Regions from separate parts of the Mus musculus genome. Here regions 1, 3, 4, 5, 6 and 7 are each linked to region 2. A link is a loop called in an ENCODE intact Hi-C map of the cell type or tissue named here. Cell type or tissue: left cerebral cortex. All regions are shown on one strand.

Region 1 (4,000 bases), 250 kb before region 2:
AGCCCAAAGCCTGCGATGAACACCCTCTTATCAACAGCAAACTGGATGCTGTCACAGCGACCCCGATAGCGCCACTGGTTGCTCCGATAGGCACATGACTGAAATCGGTGGCAACGCTGGGGGACCAGGCCCTTGCGGGCTTTACTCACAAACTGCAGCTCTGGTTTTTTGGATGCAGTGTACCAGAGGAAGATGTCATTGGTCTCATTGAGAGTCAATACCCCAGACTGTGCAGCACCATTTGCAAAGTCATCCAGGGCCATGGTAGGGATGCGGATCAAGTACAGGGCCTTTCCTAGGACCTTGCGTTTATTTTCAATGCTCAGGGCCAGATCTTGCCGCTGGCATTCTACCTCAGCCCAGTTCAGGGCTGCCTCAAAAACCACTATTTCTTTGGCATTCAGAGTTTCCCTGCGGAGGATACTTTCGAGTGTCTGGAAGTCGATGTCACAGAATCCCTCAGACTTGAGCGCTAACTCGGCCTGGGCATCAATCACCTCCCAGCAACGCTGTGTCAGGTCCGGCTCCTCAAACAGGCAGCTCTGGGAGAGGAGTACGCAGGCGTTCTTGGCGCTTAGGCTGGTCTCCAGGAAATTAACACAGGCTCTGGCGAGGTGAGGAACTATGTACTTTTTGGCAGCATACAGTGTGGCCAGCACTGTGTCTGCAGCCAAGTCAATTTCATCACAATAGATGTATCTGAAAGAAAGTAGTCAACATGTAAGCAGGTTTCCACACAACGAGCATGAGGAGCAAGGAAGGAAGCCACTGCTTTCAAGCCTGTCCAAGAACATACTTTCATGTGACAGCTACTACAAACATGCTAAAGAAGCCTCTGAAATACAGTCATAAGGTATTAGGATTTCAGCTCATCAGTAAGCTTATATAATTAAATGGATTAACTGTGTTGCTATTCATCTTCTATCTTATAAAGACAAATTCAGTATATTTTCAACAAAATAAGAGATACTCCAATTATCTAAAAGATTACTGTATATCAGAGATAAGATTACAAAAACACAGAAAAAGTCTATTATACTGTATTAAATGTTAAAGCACTGACATTCCCAATCCTATAGCTTAAAAATTATTTATTAAAAAATTATTATTAAAAAATTATATATGTGTGCCTGCGTGTATGTTTGGGCACCTGGGTACTCCAGGAGTCCAGAAGAGGGCACTGGCTCCCTGGAACTGGAGTTATGGGCAGCCGTGAGTCACCTGAGAAGGTGCTAGGACCCGAATCCTGGACCTCTGTAGAAGCTGCACTCCTAACCCCTGAGCCATCTCTCTCTTCAGCACCAGCAGAGTTTAAAGTAGACATATATAGCTCTATTCCACTTTCTGTTTCAATAAAAACAAATGTCTTTTGAAACTATAAGGTCAAAGTTAAAAATCTTAATGATTTGGGACTTTTCTAAAACACAAAATAAAACCTGATATTAAATATTTCTGAAGTGGTTCCAAGTTTAAGAAATCACCACATAAACTTCACTACTACCTTTTCAGCGAACTCCACAAATCTTGTGAGTATTAAAGTTCTAAACTCCTATTTGTCCTATTTTCAGAACTAAAGCAAACATTACTTTCCCCTGTATCTATTCAGAGACAAAGCAGAGAGCTCACACGCACACTGATTCAGTGCGTTAGGGAGCTGTACCTATCTTAGGAGATGAAATACTTCTTGTTGTTTGGGGGAATGGTGGGAGTTTCTTGAGACAGTGAAGGTGGAACCGACCTGCAATCTTATATTACAGGACAAAAGGATAATCAGTGACAACTCTGCCCATGACAACACTGAGAAAATTTATCAAAGTTTTTAAGCTAAAGCAGTGGGTACTTTGATTTTTTTTATAGTAATTTTATTTCATGTTTGTAAAACATACCTAACTTAAGAAACCAAGATTAGCTTTCGCAAGGAAAAAAAGAAAACATAAACACACATAAACAAGCCAAAAGGTTCCTCAGTAATAAACACTTTCTTCCAGGAAACTGTCTTCTCTATAGGCTAAGCCGGTTACACCGGCAAGACCACTCGACAACACAGCTGCAGTACAGTTGTGCTTTGCCTAGGGCCAGGACTAGGAGAGCATCCAGAATATGGGCTGGATTTGTAGCCTCACCCTGGAACTCAGGGAGCTGCCACTCCTTTTCTGAGTACAGCTACTCCCCTAGGACACAGGAGGGGAAGCCTCAGTTCCTACTGCTGTTCCCAACAAGGCAAATGGAACCTCACTCACGCCCTGTTCTTTCCACCCCGCCTGACTCCATAATTTTTAAAAACTGCACTAATATGCTCTAGGTAATACATCTATTTACAAGAGAAGATATTTGGCAAACAATCAAGATGTAACTTTCCGACATTCCTGCTCCTGTTTCCTGACTGTACATGTGTCTGGGAAACAACACCCTACTGGACTTCAGTGAGGCCAAGTTGCTAACTAGGGCTGCATTCTACCAACAACAGATGGCACTGTCACACGCAGAGCGGACTTCACAGGCAGTGAGGAAGGGCATGGATCCAAGCAGGTAGAGAGGTTTCTCGGTGGTGTCTCTAATGGACTGATGCTGAAGGTTAAGAAGTGACGAAGCAGTTACTGTTATGGTCACTCACACGCTCACTGCCTTTAACCTCCCTGCTCCCGCTCCCCACTGGGAACGGTCTAGTTCAATTAGGCTTCAATGTCATTACAGGACCAGGGAATTACATACTTAAAAACTCTGAAACGGACTAGAACTTATTTTTCAGTAAGCAGTAAATAAAAAATAATGATTGTTTTAAAAATTGTAAGAATATTGTCAAACTTTTTGACCCACTTGGCAATTTTTCTTCAAAAACATTGTTTTTTAAATTTATTCCGATGAAATGAAATTCCCAGATCAAAATATAGCCTTGAACAGTTAAGAAAAACCTTATAAATACAACTTATAATAACTAGGCTTAATCTCACTGTTTAGCATTAGACCCTGGTAAAGATGATTCCCAGGACCCGATTAACATGCAGTAGAGTCTGTAAAGTATCTATAAGATATGAAAAATTTTAAGTAAATATGTGACTACCCCAATCTTTTTTACGTTTTTATATTACTAATTTAAAATTGCTTGTATTAATCTACAGACAACTATAGGAAACAATCCCTTCAAAAATCTCTTCATCAAAAATTTGCATGTCCAATTTTGTGGGTAAAATATATGTAGTCAAAGATGAGATACTAAGTTCCACTTCTGGTGGCATTAGACAACACAGAAGGCATGTGTCGTCCTAGTGTTGCTAGCTAAACAAGGTACATCACTGCTCTCATTGTGAAGTAAAGGTCTATTTCTCTGAAGCCTCCTTAAAGTGTCCTGCTTTCAGAAGGAGAACATCCCTATTAAACAGTGTTTATTCCAGAAAGCTATTTTTCTTTTAAAATGTCCCTAAAAGCAGCTCACCACGTGAGCTCTTTGCCCCTAGGCTCTAGGCTAAGGAATGGCTCTAACTGCCTGCGACATTCCATAGGACTTCCCCGAGCACAGAAGAGCGGTTCTAAGACCATTTACAAGGCAAGCAGCACCCCCTCTCTTTAGAATCTCTCGCTTACAGGAAACTCAGATCTGACTGAGAGGCCAGCAGAGCAGGAACACAGCACAAGAAACTCTTTCCAAACACACACATCATGCTTACTTCAGCATGGCGAGGAAGGCAGCAGGTTCGACGTCTGGGATTCGGATTTCATCTTTGTCCTCAGCGAGTTCTCCGTAAAACATTGCATGGAACACTGAGCTCCCGACAGCGAGGACGTACTGTGGAGAAAGGGAGAGCTCCCTTCACACACTACACTGAAAGCATTTGCAGAGTCAATCCCCAAAACCACTAGCCACTGAGGGCCGGGGGCACGTAAGGTACATAGCCCACCGTCGTAAACAGCCAGGCTATGGTGCACTGGACAGGGAGCATGAGACTGTCACACAAAGTGGGCTCTCCATCAATATCTCAAAGCTTTGACATTAATATACACC
Region 2 (4,000 bases):
TGTGAAAAGGAACAAAAGGGCTCCTAACACCAGAAAAAATTCAAGGCCAAACATACTCACTGGTACTCTCGTTCCCCAGCTGAAAAGTTCTGAATTCATACAGTTGAATCCTTCTTAACAGTCTGCTTTACGGGAACCTTTATCACCGTCGTTCCCCAGCTGATGAGTTCTGAATTCGGCAGTTGAATCCTTCTCAACAGTCTGTGTTACGGGAACCTTATAACCTTGATTCGCAGTTCTGGTTCTGGAATGAAGTATCCCTCCTGCGCCAGTCCGGAGTTTTTTCTCGTCCCGGATTTTCTCGTCCCGGAATTCGGCACCAATTGTTATTCGACGCGTTCTCACGACCGGCCAGGAAGAACACCACAGACCAGAATCTTCTGCGGCAAAGCTTTATTCTTACATCTTCAGGAAAAGAGAGCAAGAAGCAAGAGAGAGGGAAAAGCAAGAGAGCGAAAAAGCAAGAGAGAGAGAAAACGAAAACCCCGTCCCTCTTAAGGAGCATTCTCCTTCGCCTCGGACGTGTCACTCCTTGATTGGCTGCAGCCCATCGGCCGAGTTGACGTCACGGGGAAGGCAGAGCACAAGTAGTCATAAGATACCCTTGGCACATGCGCAGATTATTTGTTTACCACTTAGAACACAGGATGTCAGCGCCATCTTGTAACGGCGAATGTGGGGGCGGCTCCCAACAGAAGAAGCCAAGCATGAGTGTGATTTTGAGTGAAACCTCAACCTCAGCTTGATCCGACAAGGTCTCTGTAGCATAACTTTCATGTCAGTTTGTGCGTCCCAAAGGCAAAGGGGACAGGCATTTGACGTTCTGCAATAATAGGGTATCACGTATGAGCTCCTGTGGGACCAGACTTTGGGCATCTGTAATGCCTATGGGTGAAGGAAGCAGCTTTTAGTAGCAAAAGATGCAGAACCTGGGAAATGGAAAAACAATGTCCAAAAGAAAGATATATGGACATCTTGATTGACCACTAGTTCATGCCCATGCTGTGGAAACCCCTTCAAGGGGCTATAATGAACTTATTCATGGATGTCTTCTCTAGCCCACTGTTGTTGGTAGGTCACCTATTACTGTACTCTCTTGTAGAAGTGACTCTTCTAGAATCTGTCACTTCTGGTGCATAACACTAATTGAAAGGCTAGCATTTCAGAGAAATATGTCAGAGATAATATTTAAAAGATGCCATTCTGTCAGGCTTGTCGCTGGAGTGTGACATGACTACAGGAGCCCTGTTAGAAGTAATGAGCCAAGAGGAGCTCAAGTCGCTTGGTTCATTCAGCAGAGCGAGGCTCAAGGATTGAGCTAATATTATTACTGACCATAAATGTTGTTAGGGGGATGGAGAGGATGTTAACGCCACTAAGCATTACAATCAAATCTCAATAATGACCAGCGAAGCAGCCTAATAAATTGTAGATTATGTGTGCCATGCATATTCATTCTGTCAGAAACCTCAACTTCCTGGCTGATAGAATTTCAAGGGCTTATGCTACAAGCACTGGGCTTAAAGCCACATGTAGGAAAAGAAAAAAGATGATGAAGGAAAATAATGCTGAGAATTCTGACAGAATTATCTAAGTCTAGTGCCTTAGCTACTTCGTGTCCCCTGACGCCCCCCCACCCCCGCCAATTTTCCACTAATGTATATAAGAAAATGATGTAAAGGTGCAGAATTACTGCGGAGTAAGAAACCACAGCTTTGAACGTGAGTGTTGTGAATGCAGAACATCCTCCCGAATCCGTCCTGAGAGGATGGTTTCTGGTTTAGACTGGCTTCCTCTGTTGCTCGTCATGCACCATGGAACAGCAGGTCTCCCAGTCTCGTTTCTCTGGCTGCCAAGCTTGCCAAGCACATTTTGGAAAAATGAGAAGTTCCTGTCACTAAGAAAGAGGATGCCATGTGTGTGCATTTGTTAAAAATAAATCTGCTTTCACCAAATCTCATCCAGGAAAATCTAAGGAAAACCCTTCAGAAGAAATACTCTCAGAGTATCAATGATTTCCATGTTCTGAGCATCTCCCAGAAGCCATAGTTTCTTTTGAATTGACCTCTGATTTCTGAGGATTTTTAGATCTCTTTAGAGAAGTCCATTTTAGAGGGTATTTCTCCTTTCCTCAGGGTTTAAGACACCAGGCGACAAACAGCATCTTCCAGACGCAATTTCTTCCTCACTGGCCTCCCTTTGCCCAAGAAGATGCTGCCCCCTGGCGGCAGACAGGGGAACATGTACACACGTCTACATTTCCAACCCATCTTATTCTCAGATGAAAACAAGCAAACAGCCCTTGAGGCTTTTCTTTGCTAATATTAATTTTTTGCATAATAATATGACGCCCACTCACCTGTTTCAACTCACAATTTTTATCCCCAGGAAAATACAGAGGAAATGATTTACAGTAGTCACTGTATGTGGGCAGCATCCCTTCCAATGTTCCTACTACCAGGAACAAGGCCCCAAGGTTCAAGCTTCACCATGATGGTTGACTCTTTAAACATAGCTTTATTTCCTTCCAGTATCAAGGTCTGGACTTAGAAGAGAGGAGGTCGTCACCTTCGTGCCCTCACAGCAGTCTCCCACAGAAGCTAGCACAACCTAAAAGGACCCTTGTCTCTGTGAGCAAACTCAAAACTCAAGTGGGTGGCAGAACGGGGATATTACTCTGTCAAGGATGAGTCCTCACCTTCCTAGCCTTATGTGTGAGCCCCTCAAATCCTAGGAATCTATTAACTGCCTGGATTCCTGTTGACGAGGCTGAAGCGTCTGTCACAGTGCTCAGCCTCTCATTCTTCCCTAGGTCTCACAGGGGCTCCCGTGGCAGCTCATTAGGCAGCTACTGGTCTATTGGTGGGGATAAGGATCCCAGCCGGCACCCCCGAATGTTCTGGAGTTAATTCGATTATAAAAACAAACAAACAAACAAACAAACAAACAAAAACCCAAAGCAAACCAAAAGAAACAAAAGGAAGGAAAGGAAAGGAGACTCAGGCAAACCTGATTCAGGACTTCATTATTTCCATTAAAAATACAGGTTAGAAGCAAAGATTATTATTTGAGTAACTCACATTCTGGTGTTTCAAAGTTTTCTGAGAACCTCACTAGAACTAAAGAGTGGAACATTTTTGTGACAGTTTATTATTTTTCTGCTGGCTCTCCTCCCCTTGCCCTTCCTCATTGCTTTGGCCCCCTCTTTCACAGATATTGAAGACACATGTATGCCTGGTAGCCATGGGGGCCAAAAGAGGTTGTCCAAGGTCCTGGAACTAAGTCTGTGTCAGGAATATAACTGGGGTCCTCTGTAAGATAAGGAGTGCTCTAAAGTGCTGAGCTGTCTTCTGTGGTATTTAAAAATCGACATAATAATTGCATCATTTCCTGGTTCCCCTTTCTTCCTATAAACATTCTCATATAAATTAACGCTTATTTTCATTAGTTATTGCTTCATGCATATATATGTATACAAATAGATTTCTTAATAAATGCAACCTGCTACTTTTTTTTTTTTACAATGTTCCTTGTCTGTTTGTTTTCATGGAGTTTCTTATGACATGGTGTCTCCTAGAAATATCAGAAGCAACAACCATAAAGTCTTCCCAACATGCCTACCCAAAAATGAACTGACGAAGTTCTACAATAATAGACACGCTTAATAGACAGGGGAATGCCCAGGAGGCCTCAACCCTGCACAAAACTGTGGGCAGCAAAGAAATGCTGAAACAGGATAAATTGTCTCTCCAGGGAAGAGCACACCAATTTGTTATCCAATATGTAATGTTATGTTTAAGATTTGCTTCAGAAAACAATGTGTTTACTGAAAATAAGACAAGAGATCATAGAACAGAAGCCTGGAGAGGAAACACAGCCATTTGTGCAGATGCCAACCAGGACTGCACCTGAAGTCTGCCTCAGAGCGGGGGCGTGCAAATGGCTCCGTGTGAAAAAGCACAGTTTTAAAATCAGATAATTGAAGTTTAAATCTAAAACT
Region 3 (4,000 bases), 440 kb before region 2:
TTGGTCTGGATAGTTTACAATTGTAGTAGAACTAAGGAAGTATTGATAACACTGATGAAGAATTATTTTAATCCTTCCACAATACAATTTTATAACTCTAGGGAAAACCACATGCCTGAGATTAAATTTCTTATGTACGCTGTGAAAAGCAGGCCCACAGTGATCTCCCAGGAATTTTTCTTAGACTAAGGTAATATGTTCCATGCATGCATGGTATGAGTGAATTATGAATAAATGTATATGCTATCTAAAAGGAAATAGCTGTGAACTATTATTCTAGAAGGTAGTCTTTATTTGACTTATTACCATATGCTTGCTGAAGCAAAAGTTAACAGTCATCTCAAAAGTCAGTAGGGTAGAGGAATTATTTCAATCATTTTACCTCATATCTGAGTAAGCTTTAATGAAGACAACTGAACCAATGAAAGAAAAGGAGAAAGACTCCAGTGATAACTAACCTAGCAAATGTGTGTGCTCTGGGTGGAAAAGGTAGAAGCTGAGAAGGTCCATGCTAAAACCTGCAAGATCATGTTTGTTACTGAGTCACAGGATTTAGACATGTTCAGCAATTCCTGCTGCTGAGAAGTCAGAATGGATCAACATTCCAGAAAGGGGCAACTACCACTGGAAATATGACAGACACTCATAACTTCACAGCATTGCTTAAAAGTCATTAAAGTTGGACAACTGGATTTAAAATTAGCTATAAAGCATTTGTGACATATAAGAGTTTCAGATTTCCAGTTCTATGGGTAGAGAAGATACCAGAAGATCACAAAGGTGCAGAGAGCAGTTGGCCAAGTACACAACACAGTATGCCATGGCACAGAATCAAGTCCGTTAGTGAAAATTCAGGTCAATGCCTTTCATTGCTCGTGCCAGGCCAGCTAGCTCCCTTTAAGTCTGGTTCCCACAAATGTAAGGTAAGACAACGATTATACACATCTCATCGATGAGTAAAATAAATGGGCACCTTTGCGATCTTTTATCATAATATATGCACCCAATAAAGACATCTTCCCTTTGTCCAAACTTGCCCACCAAACTTAGAAAAACAAAATATTGTCAACAAATTCCCTGCCTAGCCCTTTCTGTCTTCTTCCCCTCGGCCTTCTTACTCCAATGCTGGTTGTGTTCCAGTTTCTCATGTGGCAACTCCCCCAAGCTGACTATCAATTTTTACATTTTTTTCTCCTCCAGTCTTTGCCCTTTTATTGAGAAAACATTCTGGCAGTTATTCACAACTCAACACTCATTGGCTGTGAATATGAGACCCAACTATCATCTCTCTATCCCTCTCCAGTCCAAACGACTCAACTAGATATTCTTATTAATACTAGAGAACACCTATTCTGTAGATCTTTCATTTACTTTAGTTTATGTGAAAATTATAACATTGTTAATTTTCCCTATCTCTAGCCAGTTTTTCCACACAAGCTGACTTTGTAGAGAAAAGCAAAGCCTTTACATCCACAGGCCTTTTTTGTTCCTATCTAAAATTAGTGCAGCTGCTGCTATACTATTTTAGGGAACGCAGGACATGCGCCTCTCCTCAGATGTACCAGCTTGTCCAGTTATGAAGCAGCATACGTTATGGGGTATGTATGTTTAGCATCAAACCCCAACACCACAAGGCTGCAGCTTCTGCTCATTTACCACAGAGTTGGCAAGTGTGTGATTGGTGAGCACAGAGGCTGGTAGGAAGGATAAACATGATTTTTATGTGAAAAATATGTAAGAGAGCAAGAAGTCCAAAACAGGGGATGCCTGTGCCAGTTTGCCTTCCATTGCTGAGACAAAAGCAGCAAGGAGAAAGGGGAGGAGTTAAGTTTACATCGGCACTACAGTGCATCATGAAGGAGAGTCAGGAACCAGAGGCAGGGATCAGGATTCAGGAACTTGCAACGATTATGGGAGAACACTGCTTACTGCCTTGTTTCCTACAGTTTGCTCAGACTGCTTTCTTCTATAACCCAGAAGCAAGAGTAAGTGGGGCCCTCTCACATCAATCATTAAGAAAATGGCTAATAGACTTGCCTATAAGCCAGTCTGATGGAGTCATTTTCTTAATTCAGGTTCCCTCTTTCCAGATGAATCTCTGTGCTACGATATCAAGAAACTATCCAACAAGTCCTGCAAGGGGACACTCAGTAAGTGAGGATGCTCTCAAAGAGGAACATGTGCAGGGTAGGAAAAGCAGAAGACAGCCTTTTTGCTTGTCAGAAGTTTACCTCCATCTTGGGCTCACAACAGCTGCATAATGAGAATGGCATCAAGATTCATCATCTTCGCAAGCTGACTCCGGAAGAAGGCACTGTCTGCAGATGTCTGTACTGGTGCAATTCCTGGAGGCAGAAACCAACCCTCTCAAGAGAAGGAGCAACAGCAGGCAATGCACAATGACTGAGGCAAAGGGTCTCACCTAGATTTTAGAAGATTTGTGTAAGAGAAGTTTTCTCAACTCAGCTGAGAAAAAAAAATAGAAGCAATGGAGTATGGGAGGGGAAAATGGAGGGTTTAGTATAGAGCCAACACATCTTCTGCATCTGTTCAGCTCTCTAGCACCAAAGATAGGATTTCAACAAAATAAGTGCTCATTAAGTACACAGTAAGTAGAAATGTCTTGGAGATGAAGTAACCTATCAGAAATAACTATTAAATTTAAAATAATGCCATATTTATAGCACATGGAGATTTTGATTTTCAGGATATTAAAAATTGTATCAAATCACGCAATTGAGTGTATCTCATCTATTGCATTGTTTTATCTTCTCTGGCCTTCATCAGTTAAAACAAAAAATAAAAGCTGAAAACAAACAAACAAAAGCAAGAAACTATGGAAAAGAAGAAGAAAAAAACTAGAGTTGCATTAAGAAGGAAGGGAATGATATGGAACACCATAGAACCCCAGCACTTGAGAGGCTGAGGTATAATGAGTGAGAGAGTTCAAGGCCAGCCTGGGCTGTATAGGGAGAGTGAGTCACACCACATGCGCACAAGTGCGCGCGCACACACACACACACACACACACACACACATATACACACAAAGAGAGAGAGAGACAGAGAAACAGACAGAGACAAAGACAGAGAGAGACCGAGAAACTAAGACAGAGATACAGAGAGAAACAGAGATAGAAACAGCGACAGAGACAGAAAGATGTGCTCTGCTTTTGGGTTGTGTGCACCTGCTAGCTTTCCCAGTAGATTAGTTGAAATGAGCATAATTTTATCTAGTTCAACTCCAGAACTGAAACTGTGCTAATGGTGGACCTATCTGTGCTTTTCTTGCATGGATTAGATGAAGCAATCTACCAGCAAGGACATCTGAGGGATTTTTTTTTTAATTGAAAGTGACAAATTCCAACCAGAGAATTTAGCTTAAATGAATGAGAAACTTTGCAGGTAATCTAAGAAACCTGCCGAAAGTGAGGTGTGGTTGCACAGGCTGAAAACTCTAACACTAAGGAGACAGAGACGAGACGCCCACTGCAAGATTTAGGGCATAGCCCTCCATGTAATGAGTACCAAGACAGTTATGGGGACATAGGGAGTTGCTTCCTTAGGAAGGAAAAAAGGAAGGCATGGAGGGAGGGAGACAGGGTTAGAGTTGGGGTGAGGGAAGGAAGAAGGGAACAGAGGAGGGAAATGAAGAAAAGAAAGAAAGAGATCAAAAGCTGGAATGAACTGGTCTCCTCCCTCTCCCTCACCCTCTCCCTCTCCCTCTCCCTCTCCCTCTCCCTCTCCCTCTCCCTCTCCCTCTCTCTCTCCCTCTCTCTCCCCCTCCCCCTCGCCTTTTCCTCATCCTCTCCCCCCTCTCTCCTTCCCTCCCTCACCCTTCTCTCTCTCTCTCTCTCTCTCTCTCTCTCTCTCTCTCTCACACACACACACACACACACATACACACACACACACAGAGGAACCAGCTACTTTTAACCATGGTTATTTTCCCTTGCCTGACAACTTGTCCAGGTGCTGATGGCATTCTCACATCATGGGAC
Region 4 (4,000 bases), 680 kb before region 2:
TCTATATGGATAAATTGAATAACTGGATCACCCTTCGATGAGGAATAAGTATATACTACATTTACTAGGTGACCAAAACTCTCAGCACTGATGAGGGAAAATGTACTTTCTGTGCTTATGACTGTAACAAGGGCATTGCATATACTACTCTGTGAAAGACCGTGTAACTTTGATATAATCATGAAAACGGCCTCAAATTTTCCTACAGTAAAACCAGGCTGATTATCTGAAAATGCAATAGTATGACTAAAAGGCTGAGTAAAAAGTCTCAGATTAAAAGAAGTTAAAGAGAGGGGTAATTAAATTAAATATATACTTTTAGACTAGATAGTCCTCTAAACTGTATACAAAGCATGATTGACTAAAATTACATAAAATAGAATCTTTATGCCTAGGAAATATATCCATTCTTAGACTCTACAAGTACATGGTAATCATAGTAATTATATGTGACCTACATTTTAGTAATTTACAAAAAATAAATGTATTTATATGTCTGTATTTTTGCATATATACTGAAATATGATTGTCAAACAATAGATGAATAATGGAATAAATATATTAATGTTTGTTACTCAATTCATTAGCAGGTTACCTGTATGTTTCTGTATAAAAAATATTTATTACAAAGAAAAGCCCAGGATTAGATATAACCTTTACTTCAGCAAGTATTTAAAGAATAATTAGTGTCAATTCTTCTTAAGCTATTTTTTAAAAATGACTAGGCAATAATACTTTCCACTTTACTTTATAAAGTCAGAATTAACCTTACATAAAAGCCAAAAAAAATTGACTCAACTAAAGAAAACTAATAGACCCAATTTCTAGTGACAAAAGTCATCAAAGATAACAAACAAACCCAACAACACACATAAATTGTACATACCATGTCCAAGTTACACAAGAGTATTTTACCATACAAAATTTAGCAAAAATGTTAATAGTTCAGTCTAATATTTTCAATGAGTAAAAATTATTTTTGACAAAATTCATCACTATTTCATGATGAAAATGTTCAACAAAGTAGGAACAGTATAAAAGTATTTTCACATAATAAATGTAATATGTGAAACCTGAAATCATTTCAACAACAAGGAAAAATGTCTACTTTGGTCACTTCTGTTCAACACAATACTGAAATTGCTGATCAAAAGTTTTAGGCAAGAAAAGTAAACAGAGGGGTTCAAATTGGAAAAGAAGTAAAGGTATCTTAGCTAGGGATGTTTATTCATGCTTGTAGTCTCATCAGCTGGGAGGTTAAGGAACTTAAGACTAGACTGCTGACCAATGAATTCAAGGCCAAGCAAAGGCTTATGAAGACTTTGTCTCAAAACGAAATACTATGTATCTTCTTCTATTCAGATGAAATTTCCTTATACTTAGAAATTTCTATAGACTAGCAATTCATTATTTTTGAGTTCACAGTTCCCATTTCTAATATCTGTTTTGCTCTCATATCAATTAGTTTGTCTGTTGAAAATAATTATTAATGTCTTTGACTATTTGAATGAGTAAATGAACTCAACAAAAATTTAAGACACAGAATTAACACATTATTATGTTATATATTCCTTTGGGATAGCAACCACATCTTATATTCATCAAAATTCTCCACAGGGTACCCAGCAGTGTACTGTGGACTTACATGCCCTCAATTTTCATTAAATAATGATGATAATAATAAAAATAGCTAATGCCTGCTGAGAACATGCTAATTCCTGATGGTGTCCTAAGTATTCTGTGTGGCTTAAAATATTTAATCTCTAATGATTTTATGAAATATAATTTACAACTGATCCTATTCACATAAGAAACTGAGACCTGGAGAGCTTAAATATTGAAGTCAGTAAAATGACAGAGCTGAACATAAAACCCAAGTTTTAGGTCCCAGAGCACATTCTCTTACCTGCAACACTATGCTATTCATCTTTAGGCTATGTTAAAGTCACGGCATCTGGTGAACAGCACTATTGTAATTTTAAAAGCAGAAGAGTATCTGTAGGTGGAGGGACTGTCAATGTTATAGGGTAGCCATGAACCCAATAGCCTACAGGGGGGGGGGGCTGTATGATTATATTATAGGGTAGCTGTGTACCCAATAGCTTACAGGAGGTTGTATGATCATTTTCATTATCATGTTTTGATGGATACAACTTTGTCCTGGTGTTGTGGTTGCTTGTTCCTCAAGATCAGCAAAGACCCCTTCAGTCCCCATGTGTCTTTGAGGATGTCCACGTATAACTTTTCTTACAAGTCTGTCTCCTCTTGGACTGCTTTTCAACTGTGCTAATGCCTCCTCCTTCTAAAAATAAATTTTGATCTATAGAAACATGTGTTTCCTTCCTTTGCTAAAATGGAGAAGGGTGAGAACACCTTTAGCTGACTTTGAGTGGATTTCCTGGTATGCGTGGGCAAAGAAAGACTCATAGCTTATGGTCAGATTTAAGTCTCTATGCAATTTCCATCATTGTGAAAGTATATAAAACACAAAAAGAAAGTTCCTCTTAAGGTGAATTTGTAGTTAGATTTTAGTTAAGCCAGCTATAGAACATGGCTACACATTCGGTACATGATGTCTCTCTAATCAAATACTGTCTTAAGAATATAAGTGGTCAGGATCAAGATCAATATCCCTCTATTGAGGAAAGCAACATGGCAAAGAAGTGTGGAAATATGGAGGACAGCAGAAGGATTAGGAATGGATATCCTCATAGGAACTTTCCAAGTATTTCTCAGATAGGAATGTATTGTGGTCCCAGCTCAACCTGGGAACAAAGCAACACGCCAGGTGGCTTAGCTTTGTGATCCATGGAGACTCAGCCTTAGTATGCATTTCTAAGTAGATGGATAAAATGGCATCATCAGAGAAGGCCAAGGAACATTAGCCTCACAGGTCAGAAAGTCATGCTAATCCAAACAACCAACAAAGTGGACCTAAACCTAGCTTCACGTTTCTGCTCCAAAGTCCAAAAGCAAAATGTTGTGTCAAGGACCAAATGGCCTCTCTGAAAAGCCAGCCTACCATACTTACATCTATTGAGCTTGCCAGTGTATGATTAAGACTGCTTCCACTTAGAGGAGATCCCAGAGAAAAGGGCAGTGTTTCACAAAGTGTGAACTGCATACATTGGAGCAAGTACAGAGAAAGGCTTGGGAAGCTGAGAGCCTGGAAAGGGGACCTGGATGTCCTAGTGATAGAAAGAACAGAGCAGAGTGAAGGTTAGATACACATTTCCAAACAGGAGAACCAGGTGACATGGAGAGGTGGGGACAAAAATAGTATTATAGCACTGTCATTTGACAGGATTTTGTGGAACTATGTGTCAGAACTATGAAGGGGAAATGGAAAATAACTTGGGCTGACCAATGTTTGGTTACCGTAATTCAGGAGAAATTCCTGAGATGGCTTTTAAAGTTAAAATATTTTCTTTTCTTTTTTCTTTCACTGTTTTAAATTCATTTATTTCCTGGCTAAACTGGAGGGAAACAAAATTTAAATGATTCAACATATGTCACCCAGAACTATTTAGCCCTGAGTTCTTTTTCAAGACAACCCTCATGAGAGGTCTATTTTTGGTATGTGCAGATTTCCATTTCAACTGATGCTTTTTCCTCCTCTTGTATTCAGCCTGGGAGCCAGTTGGGATTCTTAAAAAGGCCTGCTGTGTTTCTGAGTGTCCTGAAAGAATACAGCATTGCAGTGGTTCAGAGGAACCAATAAATCATGACCTAGGGACGCCAGCCACGGTGCCCTTCTGTTCTGCACAAAGAAAAGGAAATACTGGCTCTCTGATCTATTCCTTTGTGGACACAGAACACCTGGAGATTATGAGGGGGTGCAAATTAAAACTTGGAAGCTAGAATTTTTCTAAAATGAGTAAACTTGTTTCTTTGGGATTATAAAGGTCTGATTCCAGGAACATAGAAATAGTAAATATCCCTTCCCCTTTGCTGTGGGTGGTGCTGGCCAACGGACAGAGGACAGAGATGTTCTCTGGAA
Region 5 (4,000 bases), 790 kb before region 2:
GTATGTATATGATTTCAGAGCTTTGAAATGTGTTTTATCATTCCTACTGAAGAAGATACCTTGCTGTATGAAATAATTTAATAATAATTTGTCATTGATCTGCTACCTAGTCCTGGTACTCAGCTAGGGAGAAAGATATAAGCACAGCTATAAAATATACTTCATGCTGGAGGGGTTCAGAGTTTGCTGGGAATTCCTTGAATTTAGAGATCACATAAGCTTTCTTTTTTGCTTTGTGACAGTGTCTCTCTATGTAGCACTTGCTATCTGGGAACTCTCTCTGATAGACCAGCTTGACTCATACTCAGAGAGATCCTCCTGCCTCTGCTTCCTGAGTGCTGGAATTAAAGGTGCATTCCACTACAGAAAGCTCTTAAGCCAAAGTGGAGAGGGTATGCTAATGGGGAAGGAAAAGCCGAAGGTGGATCTTTAGAACCTGATCAGGCATGAAGGGGAAGGTGTTTTGTGCTCCAAGATCCTAGAGAAGAGAGAGGCTACTTTCTCCCATGGCTTCAGTGAGAGCAGACACAGGGAATCAGGCTCTTATTATCATCTATTGTGACTGGGAAGAGAGCAAGAGCCGCAGTGACTTCTAAGAAAGAAAGTAGGACAACTCTGCAGCCAAGAAGTTGCTGGACCTGGTTTGCTTTCCTCGATGCTTTTCTCTTAAGTGTTTGAGAAAAAAAATCACATTGTGTAGTCAAACAAGGAAAGGCCAGGGTCATCTGCATTCCCTGCCCTGGGATGGGAGCTACAGAGTTCCAAATGACTGCCTCCCAGCTGAGGACTTCATTTCCTGGACTCCCTGTAGGACAGAGAGATCCAAGGAATGATGGGGAAGAGCAACACATAAGCACTTTTCAGGGACACTGCTCTTATATAACATGCAATGTATCTTGGTGACAATTCTAACAATGTGGGGCTAGAGATACACTTTTAACAAAAGTCAGCAGGCTATGAGAGGCTGAAAGTGGCCCACAAACGTGTGTCTTCCATCCTCATCCTAAGAGGGTGTTTGGCTCATTATGTTCTAGCCATCAGCCACTTTCTTCTCAGTTACATGACTCACCATCCTCCCAAGTTCCATCCCCAGTGAAATGGCTTGGCTGGCAGCCTTTCCTGGGGGACAATCTGCCTGTGGATTTTACACCTACAACAATCTGGAGTGGAAGATGCTCACTCCGTGTGTGGCTATAGTCTCAGGTCTCTAGAACCTTCGGGAAACGTAGTTTTGAGAAATGGTGCTTATGAATTTAAAATTATAGTCAGGAAACTCTTTGGCATCTGAGATACCTGGATAATTTTAGAAGATGATGTGATCTGGTGACCGAAGTTGGAGGAAAATAGGAAGCCTAATCATATTCCAAGCTCTTTCACAGTGCTCTGCAATCCAAGTGCAAATAAGTTCCTAAATCTTTTTGCATTGTGTCAAGATATGCATATACTTAATTTACCTACATGCACAACACATGCATGTGTGCATGCCCAGGAACACTCACATGCACTGTCCTTTCAGACTTTTTCTTACAACATAAGGAGATTGCAGTCAGACAGAGAAAACCACAAACTTTGAACAGAAGAAAAGGATGAAGTATGTTATATGCTGCCTTGCAAAGAAGAAAAATCTATTTTTAGACCTTGAATTAGCATTAACAGAAGGCAGAAGTGGGGGATATGCAAGAACAGGAGAAGCAGCAGAAAAGCAGAGAGGGTTTATGAAAGCCTCTGTGTGCCCTCCCGCCCCCCCATACTTCCATCTCTTTTGTCATCCACACCTTGGAGCAGGAAATAAGCCTGCACAGAAGGAGGGTGGAGATCAATAAGAGAGGGATAGGTGGCTGCAATATTTGCCTTGTCTCAATACCAACATTTATTTAGACTTTGTGTTTCATCCTGTTTGTATTCACATCTCCTGAAAATGGACTTCTGGTCTAGAAGAACTTTGATGAGAGGATGCTCTGGGGCATGGGATATGGGCCTGTAAAGAAGTGAGGAAGTGGGTAGTGTGCAGAGTTAAAATGCTGCCCAACTTTCCAGCCAACTCCAGCTCAAACATCTGCTCTAGAGGAGATTTGCCTTCACGTTTGTACCAGTTGAGACCAAAGGGTCAGGCACTGTGGATGAAGCAACCATCTCCATAAACACCCCCTACTAGAGGCAAAAACCTCATAGTCTCCTGAGGCTAACATCAATTTAACTTTCAGGTGACGCCCCTGTTGTGAGCCAGCATCAACTTCAGATCGAGTAGATAGCCTAGAAAAACCTCAGACCTTTGTAGATACCTAGTGTTTCAGATGAAACAGTATCAATGTGGGTTGCCTCTTTACTGTGGAAAACAAGTAGAAAAGAGAAAGCAGAAAGAAGTTCAAGTCAGGATGAGAACCTTTACCTCTTTAGAGTCTATGAGTATTCTGAGGGGCTGAGAGAGGCATTCAGCTTCAGTTTTAAACCTTACTAGCCCCTACACCCCTTCCCACACATAATTTCTTTATTCCTATGACTTATCTACTACCAGGTGAGAATTTAGAACATGTTTATTAACACACATTCTTTCTTTCTTTCCTTTTTTTTTAGTATAAAGTAGAGTTTATTCAGGGCATGGGAAGGAGTTGAGAGGGTAGTAAAGACAGAGAAAGGGAGAGAGAGAGTAGAGGACCAGCCATGAGCACCTGGAGAGAGGGGGAGGGGAATGGGGAGAGAGGAGGAGCATGAAGAAGACGACAGAGTGACAGCAAAAAGGCCAAGAGAGTCATACATTATTTCTTGATTGCCTTTGGGTCAACGAAAATGCCCTTGTACCTTGTCAGTCTAGAGCAACTATGTTTTATTCAAGGGCTACTGTATTAGTTACTATGACCCTATCAATTTACTCTTAAGAGAGCTTTGCATAGTTGGTATGGTGATATGGGATATGGGAAAATAATCTTCTCTACACATATGCTTCTACTCCTGACAACTTCCTAGCTCTGCTTCTTCACAGGCTGTTAGTATTTGTGTAGTTAGGGTCTCTTCTGCACTCAAACTTGAACACGTAGGTCACCTTTACTGTCTAGTCTCTGTTGTATAAATATATTAGATCTGTTTAGTGCAATGTTTGTGAATCCAAGGTCTTCACTTCTAGGACCATTATTGGAAACCCTACCAGCTTTATCAAGTAGAGAACATGCTGACAAAAGAAAGAGCGACTCACAGATGGAAGGAGGATAAGTCTTTGAACAAATGCCTGGTACTTAGGAAGCCACAATACACTACGGTGAATAAAAATTATATTTCTTAGTTGAAGCCACTAACATTAGGAGTTGGTTTCTGATACAAGTAATGATTTTTAAAAAGTGGGAATATGTATATATCACATAGAACAAAGACATGTTCTCTACCAGTCTAGTCTTGGTTTAATCCATGAGGGCTCGCCTCTTGAGTTGTGGGAATACTAATAGTCTATCTTAATATAGATTACTCGGTGGTTAGGAAATGCTTCATTTGGGATTGTCAGGGGTGGAAGGAATACTAACAGTATTTTGTTGGTGGTTACTGTGAGAGAGGAAAGTCGTGAGACCCTAATAACCACCTATATCTGGAGATAGGTTTTTTTTTAGCACAGTAATGAATCTCTGAGTAAAATTACCTTTGTGTCTCACTCCCTTGGACTGAATCACTATTGAGACCCAGCATGATCATGATCCCAACAAAAATTGTAATATTCAGGAATAAAGTTGGCCAAGTAAGTGAAAAATATTCTACAATGAAAACTAAAAAGCAATGGAAATGAAAAGTGATAGGGCACATAATCACACACTTACACACACACACACACACACACACACACACACACACACACAGTTTCTCATATTCAGTATTATAAGAATTATTATTATTATTACTGCAATGTTTATTTTATTACTTTAAGCAATTTTCAGAATCAATGAAATCTTTATTAAAATACAAATTACCTTCTTTACAGAGTTTAAAAAAATCATTAACTTCATGGGAAACAGATTGA
Region 6 (4,000 bases), 1.3 Mb before region 2:
TAGAGACATCAGTTTATTGCAAAGTTATAATGTTAAGAGAAGAGAAGAATTGAGAGGTAGAGACAAAGGAATTTTCCATACCTTCATCTTTAGTTCAGCTGTCCCTTGTAGTCTTTGACAGTTAAATGTGCCTTGAGAGATGGGGAGATGTTCAGTTCTATTTCTTGAATTGCTACATGCAACGTTACCAGTTAGTCTTTTTTGTTTTAATAAAAAAATGTGTATAGATAGTTTGCATGCATGTATGCCTGTGCATGACGTATGTGCCTGGTGCTCACAGAGGCCAGAAGAGGGATTTAGAGCCACTGAAACTACAGTTATAGATGATTGTAAACAGTTAACGTTGGTGGTAATCAAACCTCTCAAAGAGCAGCAAGTACTCTTAACCCATGAGCTATTTCTCCAGGCTCCCTATCAATGAATTATTTTTAAAGCCTGTTCGGAATATTTCTGCTGACTTTTCAACTCCCAGCTTTTTGACCTCTTCCTCTTGCTTTGACTTTGTCATCTTCTCTTCCTATCCATCTCAGTGTTTTTGATTTGTTTATTGAACTGTATTTCAGTCAACGAATATATCTCTTCACACCATCTATCTTTATATAGACAAATTTAGTCTGGCAATGCATTTTGGGGAGAATGTGGAGTAATAAGAACTTTTAATATATCATTCATGTGAATACTAAATTTTATAAGCATCCTGGGAAAATTTTGGAAGGTTTTATAAAATAGATAATATTTATTCTATAATTCAATAACTCCTTTTCAATGTTTTCTTACCTTTAAAATGGGTCTAGTTTCCTATTTCCTAGAGATATTAGGATTAAATGAGTCAATAACTATTAAAAAAATAGAAGTTGCTGTAACAGTTACTACCCTTCGTTAAGGTTTGCATGCGATTTGTAGCTACCAAAATTCATGTTGAGGCTTGGTCCTCAATTTTTGACAGGTGGTGATGACTTTAAGAGGCATTTGGTGACTTGAAGGATCCATCATCCTGAGTAGGTTAATGTTTGTTTTGTTGAAATGGGTTTGAAATAGGATGAGTTTAGCCTCTTTCCCTGTCTTTGCAGGTACCCATGTGTCATCATGAGGCCTTCATACAAAATCACAAGGATGCTAGTGTCGTGATCTTGAATTTCCGAGTCCTATCTATTTGTGCTGTAGCTATCATGACCATGTCAACACGTTCCTTGGTGTTTATGTTTCTAGAGAGTGGGGTTTGTTTGAAGATATCAGAACCTACTGACTTATTTCATAGACAATTTTCAAATGTTCATTACACACCACAGGTTGCTATTCTACACAGTGACTTAAAGCAGTTGAATGTATGATAAACACTGAAAGTTAATTTTCTAAACAAAAGCTGAGGCCTGAGTGTAGGAACATGTAAGTTAGAGGTCAGGTTGTACTGAGCCATCTCTTTTTGGTGTTACAAGTGTGGTCCATCTTCTCATTCTTTTGTTTTGAGTCCAGGGTCTGCCATTGAGTTGAAAAGTCCTGCTTTCTAGGTAGCAGAGGATGGCCTAGTTGGTCATCAATGGGAGGCGAGGCCCTTGGTCCTGTGAAGGTTATATGCCCCAGTATAGGGGAATGCCAACACCAAAAAGTGGGAGTAGGTGGGTTGGTGAGCAGCGGGGAGGGGAGAGGAGATAGGGGGTTTTCAGAGGAGAAACTAGGAAAGGGGATAACATTTGAAATGTAAATAAAGAAAATATCTAATAAAAAGAAAAAAAGAAAAAACACAACAAACTTAATTTTAAAAATGAGAGAAAAGAGAAGAGAAGAAAAGAAAAGGTAGAAAAGAAAAGAAAAGAAAAGAAAAGAGAAAAGAAAAGAAAAGGAAAGAAAAGAAAAAAGAAAAGTCCTGCTTTCAAAGAGGGTGGTGGGCCAGCAAGCTCCTGAGTTAAGAGTTGGATGACTCCTTGCAATGAGGGGGAATATGCACTAGAGGGAGTATGAAGTATTTTATCAAACAGGAAGCAATGTGGTTATTCGAGTATATTGGAAAAAGTTTCAGTTACTAGAATGTTCCCCACTGAAGCCTGTTCTGATGTCTTCCAAGCATAGTGGGATTCTGTGTAAGAGGTTAACATCATGTCAGGGCAGAAAGTGGACCCAAGGTTGGTTCAATTACACTGAAGATTAAAACACTGCAGCCACAATATTTTACTAGAATGTCAGCAGGTAAATTCCAAGTCCTGGCTGCTTTTCTTTGTCTCAGCAAATTCAGTACTTTGGGTAAGAGTATGGTCTCTCTAAGGATAGACACCAAGCATATCTCAGTCAACAAAGGAACAAGGACCTCTGTGCATGCTTTAAAAAGTAAATTCAATGCTCAACCCTAAATACCTCCATAAACACTGCTCCCAGCTCTTCTGGGATGGAGGGTCATCCCTTGATCTTAGGATTGCATTGTTTAAGGTCCAAAACCCCTGAACTGTAAAATTTGTGAACTTAAACATTATCCCTCTTTTAACCAAACCTAAGCCCTACAGCAATCAAGAATGTTTCATTCATAGCATTTTGATTTCAGCAAGCATTTGTGATGGCCTATCATTTTGAAGATGAAGTCTATTGTTTTAATTATATGTATCTTAATTATGTAAAAGCCAGGTGTGAAAGGAGGCCAGAAGAAGGCATCAGATGTGACGTGAGCTGATCTGCAGGTGGGAACATATCTACAGTCCTTGAAGCAAACTGCTCTTTACAGCTGAGCCATCTCCCTAGCTCCTCTACCTGCCTACAGTGTTGGCTGAACAAGGTTTCTTAGTAAGAAAGCAGCTGTCATTCAACGAAGAGGGCATCCCTATTCAATGTTGTTTGCTGTTAACTCTGCAGGTGGCTTTATCTCTTTGTCACTGAATGAATAATAACCTGGCAGATTTTTAATAAATCACTTAAAGCTAATCTAATTTTTGTAATGTATTACCATTTAATCCTCACTGCAATTCTGTGAAACAGGTAATAGTGAAGTCTCATGAGGCTGAAGGGATATCTAAGTGGTTAAGAGTATTGACTGCTCTTTCAGAGGATCTGAGTTCAATTTTCAACACTTGCATATTAGTTCACAACCATCCATATCTCCAATTTCAGGGGACCCAGTTCCCTCTTCTGGTCTTTACCAGAGCCAGGCATGCAAGTGGTTCACAGGCACACATCTGGGCAAAACACTCATACACATCTAAAAATTACAAAACAGTTAAAAACAAAAACAAAAACCCTGTCCTTTTGTTCAAAGAAACTGAAGTATCAGAAGTGGGAAGTTGCTTCAGCGAGGAGAGAAAGCTTGTATAGAGATTACAATCTCCAAATCAAATCATTTGTTTTCTAAAGAAAACCTGACCTGCTAAGTGAGTTCACATACTAAGGCCAATGACAGATATTATACTATCAAATGGAAATGCAGATGTTTTCATGGAAAAAATAAGTTACCAGCATTTAAGTCAGGATGTGAGACAGGCTAGTCTGCATGCTGTCACAGAAAGGGAATTTAACTGCTCATCTGAACCCCAGTGTTTAGTTATGCCCCTCACCCTTTGAGGGCTGCATACATGTATAAATTTACATGACTTACAAGCACACTGTGCACAGGAATGGTCTCTGTTTTGTAGAAGAATAAAATATGATTCACCAATGTGTAGTGTTATGTGCATCGTAAGTTTGAATCTGAGATCCATACCCCGGAGTTCTATGTTGTGATTTTGTTGTTGTTTATTGTTATAAAAAATTAAAAAGTACAAGAATTAAGAGACGACACAAACACCACAAATGGGGTTAGGTAGAGAGAAGAGTTTATGAATAGAGAAGGGGTTGGAAATAGAGAGGGGGTTAGGAATGGAGGCAGTTAGGAAGAGAGGAGATTAGGAAGGAGGGGATAGGAATAGGGAAGGGTTAAAAAATAATGGGGTTATAAGTGGAGAGGGAGCTAGGAGTAGAAGGATCTTAGGAATACAGAGGGGATTATGAATACAGGGAGTAAGGAGTAGAGAAGTGGTTAGGA
Region 7 (4,000 bases), 220 kb before region 2:
CTTGAATCCACAACACCCATTACTTACAGTGAAGTCTTAAACGCATCGGCAACATATGTCTAGCCTGCTTTATTGGGGTCTTGGTGGCTTGTTTTGTTTTGTTTTTAAAAAGCAAAAAAAAACAAAAAACAAAAAACCTTTGACTGTGTGTTGCTAGAAGGAAGGAGTTCCGAGCCTCTCTCCCTTTGCCATTTTTAAAGTATTATATTACAAGTGGTTTTGAGTTTTGTAAATAGTCTTGGAAAACACCTTCTAGGAGTGAAAACAACGTAAAAACGCTGACAGTGGCATTTTCCCCTCACAAATTGTTAAGAGAGTCATTTTCCTTTTTTCAGTTTCCTTTTTAACTTTGCCTGGCTGTAGGATATTTCATGTTTATAAATTGGTAAAACATATATATTTTTTTAAGTGCTTTAAAAAACATTGTTCACAATTCACAGGTTTGTATGTGTGTGGAAGGAAAAGCGTTAGGAACTTGGAACTTTGCTTAATAAATCAAGTGTGGACAGATGAGTGTCTGTGAAAGGGGTGAGGACCACTCAACTCTGAGAAGTATCCTTCCATGGAAATCTCTAATTATCTCAGAGACAAAAACCTGGAATCGGACAACCTCATCTTTACCTGCAATGAGGCTGAAGAACTTACAATGGGGAATGAAAAGGAAGAGTCCTGCTTAGAACCCAATGGTAGCAGGTCCCGCCCACTTCCCCTAGAGGACCCGTTGCTATGGAAACCCACAGTAACCCTTTAGATTCAAGAAGCCTAAGAAGGGATATTCTCCCAGAGACTGAGTTATATTAAATATGAGGCCCTGTTAGAGGGTTGGGAGGAAAGGTTAAACTGAGATAGATAGCCTCATGGCTGTAACAAGGGGCCAAGCGGGAGGCAAGGGGAGAACCGTAGTTCCAACAGGAATTTAAAATGCCAGAGTCATATAGTTTAGCTCAACTTTGACTTTGACTGTTAGGAAGTTTTTTCCCTCCTCTGCTGAATACAAACCACTTTTGTGCATTTTCAGTCGCCCCCCCCCCCCGCCCCCCTCAGTGGGAGACAAACCGCTGTTCTGTGTTCCGGACAAGGAGATTCATCCCAGCAATTACAAACCGAATGCTACTACTTTGTAAAACCTAAAGACCTGACTTTCTCTTACCAAACCAGTGTCTCTGAACTTCGAATTGCATGCAGATAGTTTTCCAAATAAATGCCTTGGGTTTGAATTAGTCAATGGGAGCACGTGAGATTTAAAACTCTCCGGGGAACCTCCCGCACAGACAACTATCCTAGAGCAGGAACTACGGAGGAGGCGGGAGTATTTCGAAAAGAAAAAGCCCACTTATCTCCACCGGCCTTCTTTAAAAATAAATAAATAAATGAGCAAATAGAATGAGCTAGTCTTCTGCACGCGCACATGGGACAATAGGTTGCTTGACACACAGACTATGAAGCACGCCCTAACAATACTTTCTTTGAGATAAAGGCAGTAAGAGTCTTTCCTTCCCGAGGCAACGAACAACCAAGAACAACCAAGCCACCAAACTTCAACCTCTAGGTTAGAGCGAATGGGCCCTGCAAGGCACTGGGAACTTGGAGGATGCACTTCTGCAGCAACAGGACCCCGGCGAGGGCGCACCTGCAGGGATCGGGGCGGAAAAGGCAGGGCGTGGATCCCCAGGATCCCCAGCCCCCGACCCCGACGGCCACGCCCCAATAAGTTTCTTGGGAGAAGTTTGCTCGGGCCCCTAGGTGCTCTCGGTGCGCTCGGGACGGACTCGGCCTTGCACGATGCAAGTGGCCGCCACCCCGTCCCGGACCTCCGCCCCCACCGAGGTGGTTTGGCCCACGTCGTCTGCCCGGTCGCGGCCAGGTTCGCCTCGCCCCGTAGGGTCCCGTGGGCCGTCCTGCTCCGCACGCACGGCCCTGTAACCCGCACGAAGCTCGGGTATCTCGTCGCCCCCCACGCCCCCGCGCCCCTCGCCTGCAGCCTCCCGAGCCCCCTCGTTCGGCCACTCCCGCCTCCGGGCGCGCGCCCACGCCTCGGCCCACGCCGCGCACGCGCGCAGCTAGCAGCCACTCGCCAGCACTCACCGTCAGCTTTCTGCGTGGCCACGGACGCTACCGCCTCTCGCAGCTCCGACCAGGTGCCCGCTCCGCAGGCCCGGTCCAGGAACTCAGGGATCCAGAGCCCGGCGGGCGAGGCGGGCACCCGCACGCAGGGCACGCTCCCCGGGACCGTGAACGCACACCCGAGCGCCAGGAGGGGCCGGGAGGCGCTCCCGGAGGCTGCCCTGGATACGGGGCATGCGCAGAGCCCTCCCCTTCCCGGGCCCTGAGAGTAGTGGGCGGGGACTCTGGAAGACTGGCTGGGAAAACTGGAGAGGCGCTTTAGAGGGAATCTTACTGGAGCTCTCTGTGTCCTTGTCCCACAAATTGCAAACTTCCTCCTCTAGTTCACTCATTACATCAGATAGAAAATATTTATGGAGCATCTATTTTGCAGACTCCAGAGCAGTCTTCGGGAGTAATAGGCACGTTGCCTTTGAGTTTAGAACTCCCTTTAGACTGATGAGACAGGCATTTGAAAGAGCAAACATTAACTACAATCTTTAATGGTAGAAGGAAGGAGAATGGCTGGAGTGCTAAAGAAAGCTTAGTTGGGAGATGTAGAAACAGGCAGCGCTGAGGTGAAAAGACAAACTCACCTGCTAGAGAAGATAAACATAAAGGCAGAAGCTTTGAAGGGAACTATGAGCTTGTGAACACTCAGAGGCAAGAATACTCTGGATGCTGCTTGGAGAGTCAAAGTGGCAGCTGGAAATGTAGTTGAAACTCCTCTAGAAATAATCTTTAACCCTTAGTCCAAGATTCCAGTAGTGAATAAGTGGGAATTGCTTAAGATGGGAGACAGAGGAATCCTGTGTTGGCCTTTTGAGGTACAATGTCTGAAATGCTTAGCTATCGCCTGTGGAAGAAGTAGTGGGATCTTGAGTTACTGGTCAGCAAGGTAAAGTAATACAGACAATTGTTGTTCTGTTGTTTGCTGAAGAAACCACACCTGCTTTGGTTACAAAACATAAAGAAACCAAGCTGGACTATACCAGTACAGGCTGCTGAGGGAGAAGTGTCATGACCAGTCTTACTTAGTTGTGGAGCCTGCATGCTACATCACTAACTTCCCAGGCAAGATGAACTCACTGGTGCAGTACTGGCAAATCTGTTAGGGGGATAACCAACCCCTTCTGGTCTTTTGTTTGTTTGTTTGTTTGTTTGTTTGTTTGTTTTTAATCTGGGGCTTGCTTCCCAGGAAGAAATCTTTATCTTCGATCATAGACTTGGTCAAAAAACTGTGGCTAGAAGATCATGGGCCCATTCTGCTAACTGGATGCGATGTGTCATACCTGTCAAGTTGCTTTCTGAATATTGTTTTATGTCCATAGATTGATGCTATTGTCAGCTTTGGTCAAAAAGACTTGTTTGGGTCAGTAAGCAGCCATTACTTCAGACTCATAACTGTTGAACATGCTGAGAATAACTGTTGAAAGCTGAACTCTAAATGGAACATCTGTATCATTCTCCCAGAGGGCTCAGGAACATTATGAAGTAAATCCAAGAAGACTATAAGAGATGAGGAAGGAGTAACTTATTATAGAATGTGGCATGGTCTCACATCCTTGACTTGTTAGTTACTATGGTTATCAGCACAAGTCCTGCTCAAGGCTGGAGCCATCAACACTCTGTCACGAAGCAGGAAAGAGCTCAGCAGGCCTCACAACTCCCTGAGGTTATGAATTAATTCCTGGTTGCTAGGGGATGGAGAGACCTTCCTTCAGTGATATAGTCATTGGTACAAGGCTATTCCAGGAAATAACCCTTACCCATGCTCCTGTGAACAACCCTAACTGAACTTCAGGGATCACAAGGAAAGGAAAGGAAAGGAAAGGAAAGGAAAGGAAAGGAAAGGAAAGGAAAGGAAAGGAAAGGACAAGACAAAGAGGCGTGTGGC

What was found. Hi-C counts contacts between places; a loop is a spot of excess contacts. Peaks named below come from ENCODE experiments on the same cell type or tissue, not always from the same donor. Only the 100,000 strongest peaks of a DNase experiment are listed, where the experiment ranks them.
Region 1: it touches region 2 in a loop (5-fold over the local background); 10 of 42 quality-filtered maps call a loop at or near these places.
Region 3: it touches region 2 in a loop (2.8-fold over the local background); 2 of 42 quality-filtered maps call a loop at or near these places.
Region 4: it touches region 2 in a loop (3-fold over the local background); 7 of 42 quality-filtered maps call a loop at or near these places.
Region 5: a loop joins it to region 2, with 2.7 times the contacts of the local background. A loop is called at or near these places in 2 of 42 quality-filtered maps.
Region 6: it touches region 2 in a loop (10-fold over the local background); 10 of 42 quality-filtered maps call a loop at or near these places.
Region 7: a loop joins it to region 2, with 2.8 times the contacts of the local background. A loop is called at or near these places in 2 of 42 quality-filtered maps.

The regions. Positions count from the first base shown.
Region 1 is chr2:138,280,157-138,284,156 of GRCm38, reverse strand. It overlaps Btbd3 (BTB (POZ) domain containing 3), which reads right to left. Exons shown (of 4, transcript NM_145534.2): 3 at 3,666-3,784; 4 at 1-699. Among named protein-coding and RNA genes, the nearest start is that of Btbd3, 3.7 kb to the right of the region's middle. In left cerebral cortex, CTCF peaks have their summits at 1,154 (motif pointing right), 2,446 (motif pointing right) and 3,571; DNase peaks (open chromatin) are centred at 2,478 and 3,609; H3K4me3 peaks cover 2,029 bases; H3K27ac peaks cover 1,504 bases.
Region 2 is chr2:138,031,780-138,035,779 of GRCm38, reverse strand. No RefSeq gene overlaps it. Among named protein-coding and RNA genes, the nearest start is that of Gm14062, 160 kb to the right of the region's middle. In left cerebral cortex, a CTCF peak has its summit at 2,230 (motif pointing left); DNase peaks (open chromatin) are centred at 1,516, 1,888 and 2,166; H3K4me3 peaks cover 474 bases; H3K27ac peaks cover 1,049 bases.
Region 3 is chr2:138,474,315-138,478,314 of GRCm38, reverse strand. All of the region lies in intron 2 of LOC102636024 (a long non-coding RNA gene), which reads right to left. Among named protein-coding and RNA genes, the nearest start is that of Gm14061, 100 kb to the left of the region's middle. In left cerebral cortex, no CTCF peak of the experiment used is centred here; DNase peaks (open chromatin) are centred at 1,612 and 2,205; H3K27ac peaks cover 1,324 bases.
Region 4 is chr2:138,708,625-138,712,624 of GRCm38, reverse strand. The region is part of intron 5 of Gm14061 (a long non-coding RNA gene); the gene reads right to left. Among named protein-coding and RNA genes, the nearest start is that of Mir1952, 110 kb to the left of the region's middle. In left cerebral cortex, a CTCF peak has its summit at 2,114; DNase peaks (open chromatin) are centred at 3,186 and 3,634; H3K27ac peaks cover 1,377 bases.
Region 5 is chr2:138,817,759-138,821,758 of GRCm38, reverse strand. Mir1952 (microRNA 1952) reads right to left here and starts at 1,830; the gene lies at 1,752-1,830. In left cerebral cortex, no CTCF peak of the experiment used is centred here; DNase peaks (open chromatin) are centred at 1,086 and 1,574; H3K27ac peaks cover 2,452 bases.
Region 6 is chr2:139,368,220-139,372,219 of GRCm38, reverse strand. No RefSeq gene overlaps it. Among named protein-coding and RNA genes, the nearest start is that of Gm14066, 63 kb to the right of the region's middle. In left cerebral cortex, a CTCF peak has its summit at 1,939; a DNase peak (open chromatin) is centred at 1,949.
Region 7 is chr2:138,254,840-138,258,839 of GRCm38, reverse strand. It overlaps a transcript of Btbd3 not described here. Among named protein-coding and RNA genes, the nearest start is that of Btbd3, 22 kb to the left of the region's middle. In left cerebral cortex, a CTCF peak has its summit at 2,273; DNase peaks (open chromatin) are centred at 709, 1,459 and 2,279; H3K4me3 peaks cover 2,784 bases; H3K27ac peaks cover 1,839 bases.